2 separate regions of the Homo sapiens genome follow, and region 1 is linked to region 2. Evidence: read pairs that join two places in POLR2A ChIA-PET (ENCODE). Cell type or tissue: PC-3. All regions are shown on one strand. Each heading gives the region's core, and the rest is flanking DNA. Links, peaks and the distances in the headings are about the cores only.

Evidence for each region. ChIA-PET counts read pairs that join two places held together with the same protein. Peaks named below come from ENCODE experiments on the same cell type or tissue, not always from the same donor. Only the 100,000 strongest peaks of a DNase experiment are listed, where the experiment ranks them.
Region 1: POLR2A ChIA-PET joins it to region 2 with 10 read pairs; 2 of 35 experiments call an interaction of 5 or more read pairs at or near these places.

Annotation. Positions count from the first base shown.
Region 1 is chr3:126,301,956-126,307,336 of GRCh38, forward strand. It overlaps a transcript of KLF15 not described here. Among named protein-coding and RNA genes, the nearest start is that of KLF15, 53 kb to the right of the region's middle. In PC-3, for the core only: no CTCF peak of the experiment used is centred there; a DNase peak (open chromatin) is centred at 2,956; H3K27ac peaks cover 1,201 bases.
Region 2 is chr3:126,462,474-126,467,854 of GRCh38, forward strand. ZXDC (ZXD family zinc finger C) reads right to left here. Exons shown (of 10, transcript NM_025112.5): 5 at 3,682-3,852. Among named protein-coding and RNA genes, the nearest start is that of ZXDC, 11 kb to the right of the region's middle. RefSeq lists an enhancer at 5,263-5,381. In PC-3, for the core only: no CTCF peak of the experiment used is centred there; no DNase peak of the experiment used is centred there.

The DNA.
Region 1 (5,381 bases), core at 300-5,299, 160 kb before region 2:
TCTTAAGGTGAAAACTAAGGACATTGATTTGAGATCATTCCTCTTTTCCAATACAAGCATCAGTGCTATAAATTTTCTCTAAGTACTGCTTTAATAACATCTGCAAGTATTAATATGTCACATTTTGATTTTATTCAGTTCAAAAACCTTTACAATTTTAAAAAATATCTTCCTTTGCCCATGGGTTATTTAAAAGTGTGCTACTTACTTCTCAAATACTTGGGGGATTTCCAGGTTATCTTTTAGTTATTGATTTCTAATTTAATTCTGTTATAATATGAAAATAGACTTTATGTGACCTTGGATCCTTTAATATTTATTGGGACTGTTTTATGGCCCAGAATGTAGTCAGTCTTGGTAAATGTTCTTCATGCACTACAAAAGAATATGTATCTACTGTTATTGAATTGAGTGTTCTATAAATGTCCATTAGGGCAAGTTTGTTCATAGTGTTATTTAAGGCTTCTATATTGTGGCTGATTTTCTGTTTATTTCTTTTATCAGTTATCAATTATTGAGGTCAGAGTATTTAAATATTAGATTATGATTGTAGATTTATCTATTTGTCCTTGAAGTTCTATCACTTACTGGCTAGTGTATTTTGAGGTTCTGTTATTAGGTGCACAAATGTTTTAGATTGTTATTTTTCTTGATGAGTTGGCTCCATTAATAATGGTAATATGAAATTACCTGTTTTATTTCTGGTAATATTCTTTGCTCTGAAATTTACTTTGTCTGATATTGATATATAATAGCTACTACATATTTCTTTTGATGTGTGTTAGCATGGTATATCTTTTCCCATCCTCCTACTTCTTACTTATTTGTGACTTTATTTTTGAAATAGATTTCTTATAGTAGCATACACTTGAGTCTTGCTTTCTTATCCAATCTGGAAATCTCTGTCTTTTATCTGGAGTGTCATGACCATTTGCATTGAATGTATTTATTGATATAGCTAGGTTTAAATCTGCCATCTTGCTACTTGTTCTCTATTTGTCCTGTCTATTTATTTTTGTTTAATTGAGCATTTTTTTATTATTTCACTTTATCTCTTTTGTTGGCTTATATCTATAACTGTTATTTTAATGGTTGCTTTAGAATTTTTAGTAAACATCATTTATCACAGGTCACCTTCAAGTGATATTATGCCCCTTTATTTACATTAGCCTTTACATTAGCCAAAATACCTTGTTATTACTTTTGGTCCATCAATTAGCTTTTGGAAAGATTCAGATAATAAGAAAGAAGTATTAACATTTCCCACATAGTTACCATTTTCAGGGCTCTTCATCCTTTTTTATAAACTCATATTTTCATCTAGTATAATTTTCCTTCTGCCTGAAGGACTTCTGGTAGTATTTTTTTGGAGTGGTTCTGTTGGTAATTCTTTCAGCTATTGTTGAAAGTTTCTTTACTTTGCCTTTGTTTTTTGCTGAGTATAGAATTCTAGGTTAACAATCCTCCCCCATCCTCCACTCCTTCAGCATTTAGATGATATTCCACTGTTTTCTCATTTGTATTGTTTCTAACAAGAAATATGCTGTTATCCTTATCTTTGTCCCTCTGTATGTAATATGCCTTTTTCTATGGCTCATTTTAAGGTTTTTTTGAATTACTGGTTTTAAGCAATTTGATCATGATGTATCTTGGTGTCTTTTTCTTTATGTTTCTTGTGCTTAGGGTTTGTTGATATTCTTGCATCTGTAGATTAATTGTTTATATCATAGTTTGTCATTTTTTGGCCATTGTTTCTTTATATATCTTTTTTTTTAACTAAACTCTCTCTTGTTTGGGAATCCTAATTAAACATTTATTAGGTTTCTTGAAGTTTCCTCTGATGTACTGTTTATTTATTTTATATTTTTTATCTCTGTGTATCACCTTATATTATTTCTTTTGCTGTATCTTCAATTTCATTCATCTCTTTTTCTGCAACGTGTAATTTGCCATTAATTTCTCATCTCAGACATTGTAGTTTTTATCTGCAGAAGTTTGATTAGGTCTCTACTTGAGCTTTTATACATATAGAATGCAACTATAAATGTTTTAATGCCTTTGTCTGATAATTCTAACATCTGTGTCAGTTCTGATTTGCTTTTGATTGTTTGATTTTTCTTTAGTAACGGTCATATTTTTCTGTTTCTTTGTATGCCTGAAGATATTTTACTGGGTACCAGACATTGTGAATTTTACTATGTTTGTGCTGGCTTTGTATTTCTATAAATATTCTTAAATTTTGTTCTGGTACTCAGTTAAGTTATTGGGAAGCAGTTTGATCATTTCAAGTATCATCTTTCGGATTTGTTATCGATGCAAGACCATTGGTAGATAAATGCTGCTCTAATAAATCTGAAAGACAATACCTGAGTATGGTATCTAATGCTGTGTGAATTAAGAGGTTTCCTAGACTGGCTGGTGGAAACAGGCACTCTATGGACCTATATGAGCTGTATCAGCCCCAGGCATTGTTCCCTCTAATCTTTTCTAATGGTTCTTCTCCTAACCTCAGTTCGTTCCCTCACATACAAGCACTGACATGTTTACAGCTGATTACTTGAGGGAAACTCTCTGAAGATCTTCAGGGTTCTCTTCTTGTGTTTCTCTGGGTTTCTCCTCCCAGCACCTCCACCTGGAAATGCTCTCGAGGCAATAAGTTGGCTTTCCCTCATTCGATTTCATCATTCAGGAATCACTGTCCTTCACAGCTTGACATCTAAAGTTTTGAATGTAATTGTTTCTTGTATTTTGCCCAGGTTTGTTATTGCTTCATGCAGGAAGAATAATTAAGTCTCCACTTTCCCATGTTGGTTGGAAACGGAAATCTGAGAAATGCTTTTGAAATTCACCGAGTATGAGCTAGGAAAGCTATTGGCTGCAAGTAACAGACAATGTGACTAACTATATGTAAACCTTTTAATGTTTACTCATGCAACAGTCACCACTAGTCATTCCTTAACATATCAAATGTTAGTTGGGCACATGGATGTCCAAGTAGAGTCTACCTTTCTCAGTCCCGCAAGTAGTAAATGTGGTCAAGTGACTAAGTTCTGGTAGATGGAAGTGGTGCCTGCAACTTCCAGAGTGTGTTACAGAGAGAAGTCCTGCTTATCAACTCTCCTTTTCTCCATCTTGGTGGCTGGAGCCACGTGTGATGGCTGGGGCTTGAGCAACATCTTAGGCCACACGATGAAAGCTACATATTGAATCTGGTCCCTGAAATTTGTGGAGCCATGTTTTCATCTATGGCCTGGATTTCTATAAGAAATAAACTTATATTTTCTTTAACATCATCAGTTTAGGCTTTCTGTCACTCATGTCTGAACTTATTCTAACAAATAAACAAGAATCACAGAGGCAGATGAGTCTCCCAGTTGGCCCATTATGTAAGGGTGCTGTGAAGAACTCAGCTCCTTTCATGATTACGTTCTGACTTCCTTAGCCTGTTGACATTTTGCTCTCATGCTTGACAACTCAGGGTTTCAAATGGCTGCCACAAATCCAGCATCACATCCATGTTCAAAGGAAAATAGGAGGAAAAGAGTAGCCCTCTCCATTCTCATCTGGTGTCTGTCTCTTTTATCAAGGTAAAACAAAGCAAAATGAAACAAATGCCTTCCCAGAAGTCCCTTTCACATTTCATTACTCAGAGCTGGGCTATCTGGTCACACTTACTGCAAGGGAGACTGGGAAAGGAATGAGCTGCTTTTCTAGCCTCTGGTGTGGGAGGAAGGCAAGAGTGGAAGTTTTTGGAAGTAGCTGCTGGGTTGGGCAGCCAACATCTGCCCCACACAGTAGGGATTACAGCCATCTTAAAGGTGAAAGATTTGAAAAGCTGGATGTCTGACCACAAACCCTTTTCAGGGTGGGGTCTGGAAGGGAAAGAAGAAGGAAGAAGAGAGAAATGTTTTCTTTAGACTGTCTTTGTGATTCTCAAGCTTTGAGTGTGCAGGAGATTTACTGAATGGAGTTGTGTGGACAGGTCCAGAAGAATTGTGCTTGGCAAGTGGCTGAAGAGGCTCCTGCAAATCACTTTGACCACACAAGCTTCTTTCCTTCACTCACTGACTTGGAGGCTAACCCCTGAGGCAGAGGCAGCACTACAACTTCTTCTCCATGGAACTTCATCCCCATGGGGTCTCAGATGCTCAGTTTTCCGAAGGAACTTTCATCTCATGCATCGTACTGAGGAGACAAAAAGGCCTGGGAAGCTGGTTATTTTGGTATCAGAAGCACTCAGAGGTGCTCTGAGCACCTCTCACAGAGCACTTCTCTCTCCGCCCAGGGGTGGACTTTCCTTTGAAGGACTAAACACAGTTCTGGAGTCTTTACTCCCCTTGACAACTGGGGAAAAGAAAAGAAGCCTAAGGACAGAAGTCCTGGTGGATATCACTTCGAAATCACATGGAGAAAAAAACCACACTGTGTCAGCTGTTCCCCACCCCTAAGATTATTTACTCTAAGAAAATAAATGCGTAACCCAGATGTTGGCTGGTTGAACCTCACTCCATGCCTTGAAGAAGTCCAAAGGCCTCTGTGAGCTATCCGTGGGTCTGTGGTCTCAGGGCAACCTTGGCCTCTGACTTTGGCATGAAATGGCTGTTGTCTTTAACATACACATGCACACGTGAATACATACACACATGCACGTGCACACATGTTATACATATACGCATGCATGTGCACAAATAGGCACAAGTGCACAAACACATGTTCATGTGTGTATGGCCTATTCATATGAAGCCCTGTGTGCTGAAGCTTTGGGAGCGAGAGGCCCACTGGGAGGTTGTCTGCACTGCAGAATGACAGCGAGTTCCCCTGGTCTTCTGCTCAGCTGGTTAGAAAGCAGCCCTTTGGTCTCTTCCTCCATGGCTTCTTGCTAGGCCTTGGGCCTATGGCCCCAGCTGCAGCCTCCATCTCTGGCAATGGTGCCCCTTTCTCCACTCTCCCTCCACTCCACCCAAGCTGTCTCCTTGCCTTGCTTCAGGCAAGTTTCTCCTCTGCCAATTGCCACGTCCTTGAGTTCTGCTGGTACCACACCCTCAGGCCCCCCATACTCCAGGCTGCTCTTAACCAACTATCTTTCCAGTAAATGCTGCTTCCTCTCACAGAGCACTTCTGGTGATGTCACCTCCTTTACATACCCAAGGGAGACAGGCCCTTCTGAGCAGCACAGATCCAGCACCCCAAGCAGTACCCGTCAGCCTTCAGGCCCCACCACACACCGCCTGAGCAGCTGGGGCAGACGCTCCTTCCCCTCCCCCACTCCCAAAGGACTTGACCACCCAGCACCCTTCCTGGGTCACCGGGCTCCTCCATGTCCAGTGTGGCACTATCAGCCCTGCCCAGCCTCCAGCATGGGGCCTGAAATGGGCCACCAT
Region 2 (5,381 bases), core at 223-5,222:
TGACAGGGCTTTCTCCAGGGGAAACAACTGGAGAGAGATTAAATAACATTTCCTAAGGTCAGGCCAACTGGTAACAGCAAGAAGCAAAGTAAGACTTGCATCCATGTCTTTCTGGCTTCAAAGCCTGCACCCTCTCCCCTCTAGGTGCCACCGGAGCTGCCCGAGAGGACTGAACCTTTCCACTCAGCTGCCAGTTGCTAGCTGGCCTGTGCTCTGAGGATATTTTCCGAATCAGCTTGTCAGCTCATGTTTGCCAAACTCTGTGCTCCACTCCACAACTAGCTGCCACCCCAAAACCGACTGGAGCCATATAGGGGTGAACAAAGGAAATAAAACTGGCTGCCTGGCAAAGCCAGGACAGACCCAAAGCTTCAGCTCTAGGCAGATGCACAAGACTTCCAGGCATGCTGGGGGCCCCCTAGACGGAGCTTTTCCTGATGGGCTTTCCCTCCCACAGCCTCCCCTACCACTGCATCTCCAGCCTCACATTTCCCCAGCAGGACTGCAAGCCTCCTGAGGGTGGAGAGCCATCTGACCACCACTGTCCCCTCAGCCCCCAGCACAGTGCCCAGCCCTGATGCAGCATGTAATTATTATTATTATTATTTTTTTTGAGAGGGAGTCTCGCTCTGTCGCCCAGGCTGGAGTGCAGTGGCGCGATCTCGGCTCACTGCAAGCTCCGCCTCCCGGGTTCACCCCGTTCTCTTGCCTCAGCTCCCCGAGTAACTGGGACTACAGGCACCCGCCACTATGCCCGGCTAATTTTTTTGTGTTTTTAGTAGAGACGGGGTTTCACCGCATTAGCCAGGATGGTCTCGATCTCCTGACCTCGTGATCGGCCCGCCTGGGCCTCCCAAAGTGCTGGGATTACAGGTATGAGCCACCACGCCTGCAGCATGTCATGATTCTAACAGGCCCTTCTTCATCTGGAGTCTTAATTTCTGGTCATAATACTCTTTAAATATTTGATTATTTGTTATTCAACTACGTAATTTAAATAATCAGCATACTTTTGGGGGAATAATGACTTCCAAAAAATTTTAATGCATAGGCAAGTTTAGGGTTTGTATACAAGTACATGCCAATTACACCAAATCACAGGATGCTTCAAGCATCAAGCAAACAGTAAAATGGGAGCATAATTAATTTGGGCAAAAGAGCCAAATAAGGACTTGATGTCACGCTTTCCATAGGACTGTCCCCAGCAGCTTCCTGACTGTGCCAGCACCTGGCCCAGAGGAAAAGCTGCTCTCGGTTCTCTGATCCTATTTCTCCCATGCCAGCTGTTACTGTTCCCAAGCTCATACCTGCAGGCTGTGAACACCTGGCCAGAATGTCTATTATATTTTATATTTTTAATAATGCAAATCTACAAAAGAAGTCTATTCTAGACAAAAAGAAAATCAAATTCAGAATGTATCCTCTTTAGTTGTCATATTACTTTAAAGATTAAAAAAAGTATCAATATAGTATCACTTCTTCAATAAATATCCCTTAGTACCAATGAAGCATTTTGAAAGAAAATGGTAGTGATCCTTTGGAGAAATTAAAAATGGAAAACTATGTCAGTTTTTCAAAACTTCCTAAAAATTCCCTTGACTCTCTTGAGGACTCAGCTCCCTGTGAAGAGATCATGAATAATCTCAGTGCAAATGATACCCACTTATTAATAAATTTCTTACTTAGCACTTTACTAATTCTATAAACATTTACTACCAGAGACCAGACATGTACAAGGGCCAGATATTAACACAATCACTAAATAAACATTAGATAGCAGAGCATCTGGCAAAACAGTCATGATCACCACAGTTCAAAGCCCAGCCCCAGCCCTTCTTGCAGGTGTGACCCTGGCAAGTCCTTTCTATCTTGGTTTCATCAGTGACAAAGCAGTGAGGAACCCACTCCCAGGACCACCATTAGGGGGACTGAAACAACCCATTGAGGGCGTGACATAATCCCACGGTAACTGGGTGTTCTCGAGTGCCTGTTTTTCACTAGACGAAAGGGTGACACCTGGTCTTCTACCCCTGACAGCTGGCAGGGGGATGACACACAAATAAGTCATTGTCACACAGGAAATTCAATCCTGGGATACATAGGTTGCTACAGAAGAGGGTCTCACATCCCACTAGAGTTTAAGGAAAGTGCATCTAGTATAACACTGGGCCTCTGCAGACTTCTCAATTGGCCAGGTCAGGAAAGGGGAAGTGTGCCATGAGAGGGAACGGCCAAACAGGGGAGAGGCCTAAGTGATGTAGTCTCACAGAGCCCTCAGAGAAAAGGGGCCTGGTCATGTGGGCCTCTGTGAGCAAAGGTGACACCCTCCAACATGAATCAGGTGGCACGCACATTCCGTGTCCTCAAGACACTACTAAAGCCAGAAGGGCAATTTATTTAAATATAAAGCTGAACGGCAACTGCTGTAAACTGTGAAAGATCAGTGTCCAAGATCCCAAGGAGGGGCTTCATGACCACTTCTAAATAGGATCACAAGAAAGCAAAGGCCACAGAACTGCCCTGAGCCCAACCCCTCACCAAACTCTGTGCGAGGCATGGAGGCCTGTCCCTTGCCAACGCGGCAGCTGTGACACAGCTGCGCCCCAAAGCCGGTGCTCTGCTGTGGTGCTGCTGGTCACACAGGAGACGTGAGGACCCAGTTGGTGACACACACAGCCTCCACGGACTGAGCAGCAGAAGTAACTCTAGGGCCAGCTAGGATGCCATCAGCCAGGCCCGGTGAGGAGCGACAACCGCACCAGGGCCCAGAGAATAGGGCACATGGGTGTGCTCCCCAGAGGGGCCGCCACCACAGCTGCCAGGCACTTCTGTATCCTGGACTGTGGAGAAGGCCTAGTGGGGTAGGTTTCCTAGTCCCATGCTGCAAAGCTGCCCAATGACTAGGCACTCACACACTCAGCATTCCCCTCACAGGTCACCAGGCCACCGTCACTTTCCTCTCTAACCCTGCCCTCTCCAGCCCTCGTTACTCCCAGTCCACTCCTGAAACACAACTCTGCTCTAGCCTTTGTTACTTGGAGATAGAATAGCTGAGGCAGACGGAAACACAGGAGGGGCAGGTTCAGAATTCAGGACAAAAGTCCCAGTGAGAGACACAGGCTTAGGGGACATATGCTAGGGAAAGTCAACAAAGTGAAACATTCTTCCAGGAAAGCATTTCAAAGACATGGGAGGGGCAGGGCATGGTGGCTCATGCCTGTAATCCCAGCACTTTGGGAGGCTGAGGTGGGCAGACTGCTTAAGGCCAGCAGTTCAAAACCAGCCTGAGCAACATAGTGAAACCCTGTCTCTATAAAAAATGCAAAAATTAGCTGGGCATGGTGGTGGATGCCTGTGGGCTCAGCTACTCTGGAGACTGGGGTGGGAGGATCACTTGAGCAGGAGCCTGAGGTTGCAGTGAGCCATGATCACACCACTGCACTCCAGTCAGGGTGACAGAGAGGGACCCTGTCTCAAAAAACAAAAGACATGGGAGGGATTAGAGGGTCAAAGGCAAGAAAGTGGCAGAGAGTGCAAAAGAGGCCACTTGGCTTGGCAGCCACGCCCACAACCCCACTGCCTGACGCCTTCCAAGAGGTGAAGAAGGAACAGACGGCACTGGCACTGTTCCCGTTTCTCACAGGGAAGCAGCTCCCCATGGGGGCCGTGGAAAGTGCAGACCTTGGCGCCGGCTGTGCTGTCTGACCATGTGCGCCTTCATGCTGTGCTTGGAGGTGAAGAGTCTGTTGCAGGTAGAAACTGGGCAACGGCTTTTCGGAGCACCCACATCCTGCACGTGTTTCTTAGAGTGAATGTACAGACTGCTACGAGCGGAGAACCTCGCGCAACATCCTGGAACAAAAAGAGTAATGAGAGTGAAACCCAAGGATCACCAAGGAACCAGGAACAAGTGACACTTCCCCATCAGATCAGAACCACCAGACCTGCATTTTGCACCCTGGCTACTGGCAAGGACAGAGACCAAATATCTCTAGAAGTAGCATCACAAGCAATTCAAGTCAAAAGCAAACTGTTTTTAAAAAGCAAGAGATACAGTGAAACCCGTAGGGAGATTTGAAGTCCTACCTCAGCTATGCCTAAGCAACCTCTGTGCCTGTTTCTTCACCCACTACATGGAGATGTTGGGAAGATTAAGTCAAATTAAGTATTAACTGCTTAAATATTCAGTTGAAAACAATTTATTCTAGTCATCTCGATTAAGCTATTATCATAAAAAATGTAATCCTAGGATGACATTTAGAGCTGGAAACTATCTTGACAGATCACCAAAGCCAGTCCTTTCACTTTCCCACTGAGACAATGGATGCCCAGGGAGACTGAGCAGGTGTCCTGGAGCCCAGAGCTGGCAACTCCTTGCTTACACTCCCAGTCCACTTATGTCTCTGATCTGCACACAGGCATCAGAGGAAAAACAAGACACATTCAAAGTTACAATCACCTCCCCTCCGTGCCCTGGCTTTCTACTACGCTGGAGCTCTGCCCCATATGGACACAGGAAGGAGACGTGGAGCTCTTGGCGGTCAGAGGCCTATGACCTGGTAGGGGCAAATAGAACAGCCAGTTGCTGCAACAAAGGGCAGAAGGAAGTCAGTGCCAACACTGAAACATGCAAGCAGCAGAGGAAACCACACACCTCCCGAGAAGGCAGAAAAGCGGTCTCAGGAGTATGCAGCCCTCGAGGTGACTGGGCCACCCTGCAGCAGAGCAGATGGTGCTCCTGCCGCAGGAGCTGCCCAGCCAAGGCATGGGGGCATGAAGGGCAGCAGTGCAGGCACCCCAGCCTGGGTTCCAGTTCAGCCTCTTACCAGCAGTGTGGCCTTAGACAAATTATTTATCTTTTGCGGGTCTCCTTTTTCTGTTCTGTGAAACGGGAGTGACACCTACCTCACAGGGGTGCTGAGGGCCCAATAAAGCCATACCTGCCTACAGAGCCTCTGCACGGGCCTAAGCAAGTGGTGCGAGCAACGACGCACTCGCGGCACCTTCTTAAGACGGTGGGGTGGTACTGCCAGAGCCCAGCGCCTGGAGGAGGGATATTTTAAGGAAAGAGGCTATGAAGATAGGATACGGCCAGATGAGTAAGGGCCTTGGATGCCTGTGAATATAGTTTTCAACTACATTTTTCATTTTCTAATACAGCTGCAAACTCGTTTCCAGGTCAGGCTCGTCAAAAACCATCTGGGAAACAAAGGAGACAGTCCGACGGCCCAGGACTGCCCTGCAAGCGCGCAGTTTCCTCTGCATGCCCTGCTCACCATGGTACACAGGGTACCCTGGAACCCCCTTTCCCAGCTGGGGGTCCTGAGCACGGATTTCTAGAGACAGGTCACAGAGCAGAGGCTCTGAGCACATCTTCTGTC